2 separate regions of the Homo sapiens genome follow, and region 1 is linked to region 2. The links are chromatin contacts, found by Hi-C or POLR2A ChIA-PET in ENCODE. All regions are on one chromosome and are shown on one strand. The core of a region is the stretch at or near the end of the contact, and the rest is flanking DNA. Distances in the headings are between cores, read along the strand shown. Region 1 holds the start of ANKRD28 (ankyrin repeat domain 28). Region 2 overlaps BTD (biotinidase).

Region 1 (3,423 bases), core at 63-2,562, 160 kb before region 2:
GAAGTACCCATTTAAAAATAACTCGTTTTAGAATATAGCAATAAATAGTATATTCCTTTGTTACCTAAACTTTTCACAACCTTTATAGGTTACCTGTTTGTTAAGATCACTTTTATAAGCTAGTATTACAGGTTGCAAAGATCTGGAGATGAGTGGAGAGAAGAGAGTGTGTCTGTATGTGTGTGTACTCAGTGATAGCAGAATAGATTAGAAAGAGTATGTGTTTAAAATAACACACAACTTTATTAATTTATACAACTTTGGGTAAAATACATCATTTCTGAGTCTGTTTTTCCCTCTATAATGGGAATACAGCAAGGTTATTGTATTAAATGAGAATGTACAGCACATAGCATATCACAGATGTTCAAAAGTAACTATTATGTTTATTATTGTTTATTAATAAAAATGCTAGTTAATATGAAGAACACAGATTGAAGGGGGACCATGGTATTTTCTTTGTAAGTTTTCTCTTGAGAAATATCCCCCATGTTGGGTAAACAGAGAAAGAAGAAAAAAAACGATGAAATGATTGGCTTTGACATTTATTTATGGCTTTGGGAAATTTATAGGGAGGGAGATTATTTGTATTACCCTGTGCCCTTTTGACATAGGTAATTCAGGACGAAGGACATTTTTTTTTTCATGTACCTCTTTAACAGATTTTTAAGGCTTTATTCCCTATCCAAATGGGAAGGTAGGATTATTTTATTTCTTCAGTGAAAAATCAAATGATTTATATAATTTTAGAGTTAGGATTTCTACATTATGAAATTTTTGCTTTTCCCTTTAAAATATGAATCAATGATTGATTAAATTCACCAATTTAGAAATTGTTAGACAATCTTAAATTTCATTTGTTTAAGCTTTGCATTCTAGAAAATAAAATACACCTGGCAGATTAAAACTGATCTTGGTAAAAATATGAATAAAACAATTTCATGGTTTTTATAATCTAATAAAATATTTCTCCATCTTTAAACCTTTTTTATGAGTCCATTGCAGGCATATTCTTACTGCAACTGTCATTATAGGGTTAAACATTTGCTTTATTGTAACACACGAAAGCAGTTAAGCCGTTTGGAATTGTTTACTTGCTAAAACCACTGTTAGTCAGCAGAGGCAGTACACCAGATTTCCTTGTGGCTTTTAGTGGAAAATGTTAAAAGCGCACTCATTTTTCAGTTATAGAATTTTTTAGTTTGATTTGGATTAGTCACAGAACTGGCATGAACCTTCTAATTGTGAAGGCTGTCCAAATGCACTATTTTTTTCTCCTGCTAGAGGAAGTTACATCCCGAGAAGTAGCTCAGATCTCTGGTAAGTGTAACATGTGAGCATTACTAGGCATTTCATCCTGTGGGTCTGCAGTCTTTGCTCTTCAGACTGTTGCTCCGTTGGAATGCTTCTGTGGGACTGATACTGAGGTTCTATAGATATTTTTTAAGGACCTACTCATTTGGGGATGTCAGTGGTGTTTTGCAAGATCATCTGAGGAACAGGAAAGCATTTGAAATCTGAAAAGGATAACTGTGGCGGTTTTCACAGTGGAAGGAAACTATATTGGCAAAGAGGCAGATGACTGAATAAAGTAGTTGGCTCAAAGAAGATGCACAGTCTGCTATTTTTTTCTCTGAATGAAGACTGTTTAATGGAAGCTGTATTCATGTGGAGATCAAAGGAAACACTGGAATGATACACTACTATGTTTTTCCCCCCCCTTTTTTTTTTTAAAGAAAACAAAAAGCCTGAAGCAGTAATTTGAGCTCAAATGCCTTCTAATTCCTTCACAGCCTGCTTGTTCTACTAGGATTCTCCACTAACACCATTTCTGCCTGGTGCCTGTGCCCTTTTGCTGGAGCAGCCACAGACAACTGCCTGATGGAGAAAGAATGAACGCTCTGCCTTGCTTATGCTATCGATGGGAATAAAGCTAACTGTGTTTCTTCTATTATATGGGAAACCTGGATTAATCAAGCTGTATTCTAGTACCAAGAGTCGTATTGTCTCTTGTGGTCTGACTCATCACATGTAAACGTACTGCAGCTTTGCTATTAATGCAGAGTGGTTTTTTTTTTTTTGTTTTTGTTTTTTGCCCCTTTCCCAAACACTGAAAGAATTGTTAACCTCTGAGCTTCATTTTCAGGATTTGTGCTGAGCTCTAGATCTTTTTTCTGTGAATAGTATCTGCATTAAACCAGTGATGAAGAAATGAAGACAAATTAGAAGTGGAAACAGAATAGTGAGATTTTATTTTTTATTTTCAATTATAAGCAAAACAGCTACTGGTAACTATATGACCTTGCAGGCAAGAGTGGGTATCGCTGTGATCATCTCTGTCACAGCAGTTGTTTCTCATTTCATTCTATATTGTGTGGTGTTGTGTCACCAAAAACAATGATTGTTTTGTGCAAGTAAATTTCAGAGATAGAGCAATAAGACTATTTTGGTAGAGGAAAAATATTTTTAAATGAGCTTGGACTCAGTTTTAGTTATTGACATGTTGGTGTGAAATTTCTTCTTAAGTATTGCAGTAATCCAACAGAAATAATAGAATTTCGTTATATTTAGGAAGTTACAAATTATGTAGTCATAATTTTAAACTTGTTTTTCCAGTAGTACTTATTAACTTTAAAAAAAAAAAAAACCCAGCTGTGCTGTTCAGAGAATGTTTGTAAGTGTTGTACAGAAGAGGAGGAAAAACTACTTGTGCTCTTCCAACTGTGACTTTTATCACATAGCTTGGAATTTAGTGTTTTAAAAGATCGAATGAGTCGAGTGTGTATTGTTGTTTTGGAGGAGGTAGAAGATGAATCTCCTGCATTCATTTCTAAATTGCCACAGGAAAATAAATCCCTACATTCTCCACCTTCTGGAAATGTATTGGTAAGATATGTAAGTTTATATGTTTACTATATTCTACTGAACTAGTAGTATAAATCTTGTTTTTTAAGAATAGATGTAAATTTCCAATAGTTTCTTTACAAACCCAAATTAAAGCAATACGTGTGTAGATATGATGCAGTATTTTTGTATAAAATGCACATTTTTCGTTTTTACTTTTTTGAATGCTGAGATAACATTTCAGTCTTTACTATGTCTTAATCTCTTTAAAAGACTGTTTAAAAATAATTTGAGAATTAGTAGTTATGGCAACCACGTTTCTGTTTTCATTTTGTGGTTTCAGAAACTGATGTAACAAGAATCAGGAACTCTGCATATTTTAGGAAAGGTTGACTACCCCCAGCAACACTAAGGCATGGCCTTTTCTGTAATGAATTTTATGTATTTACATATAAGACTTTATATGAGATTCAGTCTTCATCTTTAACCTTGGTTTTAGTGCTACTGTCAGCTGGCTCCTTGACTAGTATAGTATACCTTATCAAGAGGCTGTATCGTTGATTAAGAAATTATTATATT
Region 2 (3,509 bases), core at 151-2,650:
TACTTGGGATGTCAGTAAAGATCCCTAAATAGCCCAACAGGCTGGAATGATGAAATTTAACAGCATAAATGTGAAGTCTTGCCCTCAGCTTAAATCAATCACCTTTATAATTTATAAGTACAGGATGGCAATGGCAGCATGTGTGTCTGCTCATGTGAAAAGGTGTTTTAGTTGACAGCAAGTGCCTTATACACCCATAATGAGACATGTGGCTGCCAGCAGTTTTCTGGGGACAACATCTAGAATGCGACAGGTGAGAGTTCTCTACCCTGCCCTTATTAGACAGAATCGGGATAGCTGCATACAGTTCTGAGCACAGAGAAAACATGGAAGTCTTCAGTAGAAGGTTTGGAAACTGAGTCTCCTAAGGAACTGTGGAAGGGACTGAGGATACAGCCTGGGGGACAGATGCCAGGGGGATCATGACAGCTGTCCTCAAAGGTGGAGAAGATGGCATGCCGTGATAAGGGACACGGTCCTGCTCCCTTTAGCTCTGACGATAGAATCGTGGTGGCAGTTACGGGGAGGCTGACTGCTGCTCATTGAAAGGAAGACCTGTTCAGAAGTTCCCACCATTGGAACAAACGGACCTGTGAGTCTGAGCCACTGAAGGTGTTCAAGGAGAAACCGTATGTCAGGTTGGGACTAAAGAAAAGTGTCACCCTTGCAAAAGTTGTCTTGGTTGAAAAAAAAGAAGCTGGACCAAGTCTTCAAGTTCCCTTTCAACATCATGTTATACACACATACACACCCCCTGCCCCCAAACACCCCCCCACCCCATACACATAGCCTTTGTATATATATTATAGACTAAAATTTTAAAATGTTGCAATTTTTTAATTGCTGTGGCTGTCCAGGCCATCCCGACCACCCTGCTCTAAGGCAGGGACTGTTTGGGGCAGGACCTGCTGGTTCTGCCCTTTAAGTTCACAGAGAGCAGGAAAGTGTTGCTCACAATGAGTTTACATCCTGTTGAGGCACAGCAGGGCTTCCTCAAGCAGCTGCGCTTGGTCACCCTGCCACCAGAGTTACAGCCCAAACTTCCCTTCGGGTTTGTGTTTTCCAGCAGGGCATTTTCTTAGGCAACCTCTGATATTTCCCTCTTTGCCCCCAGGGGGGCCTCTCCTTTGTCCCCACCCTTCCTGAAGGGAGCAGGAAATTCAGGCCAACCAGGAAGCCTTCACAAAGGCTGGCACTGACCTTCCCTTTGTCAGTTTGGGGTCAGTTCTATCTGGGCGAAGGTCTCAGACTGATCGTAGTCCGACATAGAGACCGGAAACGAGCCTCAAACAGTCTGAAGGGAGCAAACGGCATTCTTGCAGATGCTTACTACTTCAGTGAAGCTTCGAATGACTCAGAGAGGTCATCACGCCCAGTCATCTTCAAATTTTTCTGCACATTAGACTGCACTGGGGAGCCTTAAAACAATCCCAGTGCCAGTCCACACCCCTTCCACACCAATTACAACGGACTCTCCAGGACCCGGGCAGCCATAGTGTTTACCACTTACCTCGTGATTCTTATGTACAACCACACTTGAGAACTGGGGATCTAGTCCTGGGCTTCTCATACTTGCCATGTGAAAGCATCACCTGGGGATCCTGCTGCAATGCACATTCTGATTCAGTAGGTCTGGGGTGCCGCCCAAGATTTTGTATTTCTAACAAGCTCCCAGGGGATGCCGGTCCACGGACCACTCTCTGAGGGGTAAGGCTCCTAATTCAACTGACTAACTCAACTCAGGTTAACTACCTGGATGCTTTTTCAGAGGGTGGTAGGAAGCCTGGGATTACCCAACCACTGATCAAGGGGTAAAGAGCAATCTGCTCTGTATGAGAGAAACTCAGGTTCCGAGGAGCATTCTTGCCTTTTGGGCTGCAGTCATCACTTGCTGTTCATAGATGTCAAGGTTCTGGTTCATGAGCTCCAAGGCCTCTTGGCGGCTGATGAGAGCCAGAGGGTTCAGACTCAGGATGGATGGATGCTCATACACGGCAGCCACATAATATTCAGCCTCGTGATGGTCAGCCACGCTCTCCTCCCCGGTGTGGGCTCCCAGGGCAACCACGTAACAGCCGCAGAGGAAAAGAGCAAGCTTACTTCTGGCTCCAGACATAATGCAGACCACAAATCTGGAATGTAATGGGGCAAGGGGAAAACAGCTGAATAAAGAATCCTGCCAAGAATTTAACGTTTGCAGCTGTGATTTATTAATCCCAGCAATTAAACTCACTCGCAGTGATACTGCGGCTCAAAGAGTTTGTTTCATGTTCCTAATAAAAGAGTATGTGTTTCTCTCCAAACACGTAGCAAGCCACATTTAAAATGGCTCACTGTGTTAATAGTCTGGTTTTAGAACATTTCCAAAACAGACTCAACGTTTGCTATGATTTTCTTACCCAGTGTTCAGCAAGACTGTAGTGCGTCACTACCCACTTTTCTAGCTGTGCACTTAGATTTTAAGCAGTAGTAACTATCCAGATTATTTGACATAATTCTGTGATATATTTCACACTCTACCCTCTGCCCTCTATCCATACTACAGGTCAGCCATCCGTAATGTCTGTGATTGTCATGACCCTAATAACACAGCTTGGCTTTCCTGGCCATCAAAACCTAATGAATTACAATTCTCCCTGCATTTCTTTGGTTAGTAATAAATACTATGGATAACTCTCCCTTTATTCAGCACAAAATTATTTATTTGGTGCCAAGAAACTGCTGACTTCTACATAAATGCCAATAGCTACTTTCTTTTATAGACAAGCAAAGTATCCCAATAAAAGCATGTTATTTTTTCTCCTTGAACTTGAGAATCGCCATTGCACATTATCACTTTCTTAACCCCATCTCTGTGACTCCAAAACTCTTGCTCAAAAGCCTACTCATTTGGAAATAAAATCCTTTTTGCAGTGATAAAATGCAATTTTCTAGAAAATAAACTACAAATTTCCAGAGAGTAAACTCAGCTTCATAGCTTCTACCAGAAAAGACTAGAAATAAATGATACTTCTGTGTGTCTCCTCCTTCCTCCCAGAATAGGAATGTTTCTTTCTAAACAGTGTGCATTACTGTTTTAGAGTAAATAGTCCAATTCTGCCTTTAAAAATCAGCCTGGCCTCCCAGCTAAAGCGTCCTCTCAGGCAGAGATTTACTGGGTAGTGTGCCAAGGCCAGGCCACCTGCCCATGGAGATGTCCTGGGGCTGAACAACTGCCCAGGAATCCGGATTAAAAGTCAAGATAACAAAGACAAATCAAAGAATCATATTGCTGCCCTTTAAAAAGAAAATGACACCCTGTCCAAGTCTCAACTCATAACTCCTGTGTTTGCATTTTAAAACCAAACTCCCCAGGCTACAAATTTCTTTATTTTTTATCAAAAGTTCCAGAAACAAACCATAGCTCTTTTCGTCAACAGACTAAGAACTAGAAATGCTCATCTTGGCAAAATTAAATATTCCTCAGAATGAGAAGTATTCTCCCACCCCAACCCGGTTCCATCTCAAAC

The links. A loop is a pair of places that touch in the nucleus more often than their neighbours do. ChIA-PET counts read pairs that join two places held with the same protein, here RNA polymerase II (POLR2A). Pooled maps may share reads with other maps.
Region 1: a map of dorsolateral prefrontal cortex shows a loop between it and region 2 (7-fold over the local background). The contact joins the promoter of ANKRD28 here to the enhancer-like site in region 2. A Hi-C loop is called at or near these places in 55 of 168 maps with a recorded cell type or tissue (A673, CD14-positive monocyte, Calu3 and 36 more), 22 of 37 single-sample maps with no recorded cell type and 31 of 50 pooled maps. POLR2A ChIA-PET finds 5 or more read pairs at or near these places in 20 of 52 experiments (A549, AG04449, AG04450 and 17 more).

The regions. Positions count from the first base shown.
Region 1 is chr3:15,795,868-15,799,290 of GRCh38, reverse strand. ANKRD28 (ankyrin repeat domain 28) reads left to right here and starts at 1,312. Exons shown (of 28, transcript NM_001349278.2): 1 at 1,312-2,886. The coding sequence starts at 2,770.
Region 2 is chr3:15,634,047-15,637,555 of GRCh38, reverse strand. BTD (biotinidase) reads right to left here. Exons shown (of 4, transcript NM_001370658.1): 2 at 1,868-2,132. The coding sequence starts at 2,116. Among named protein-coding and RNA genes, the nearest start is that of BTD, 34 kb to the right of the region's middle. Within about 2 kb of position 1,400, at least 25 of the 41 ENCODE cell types and tissues checked have a DNase peak (open chromatin) inside an H3K27ac peak, as active enhancers do; they include A673, CD14-positive monocyte, GM12878 and 10 more, where a contact is called at or near this core.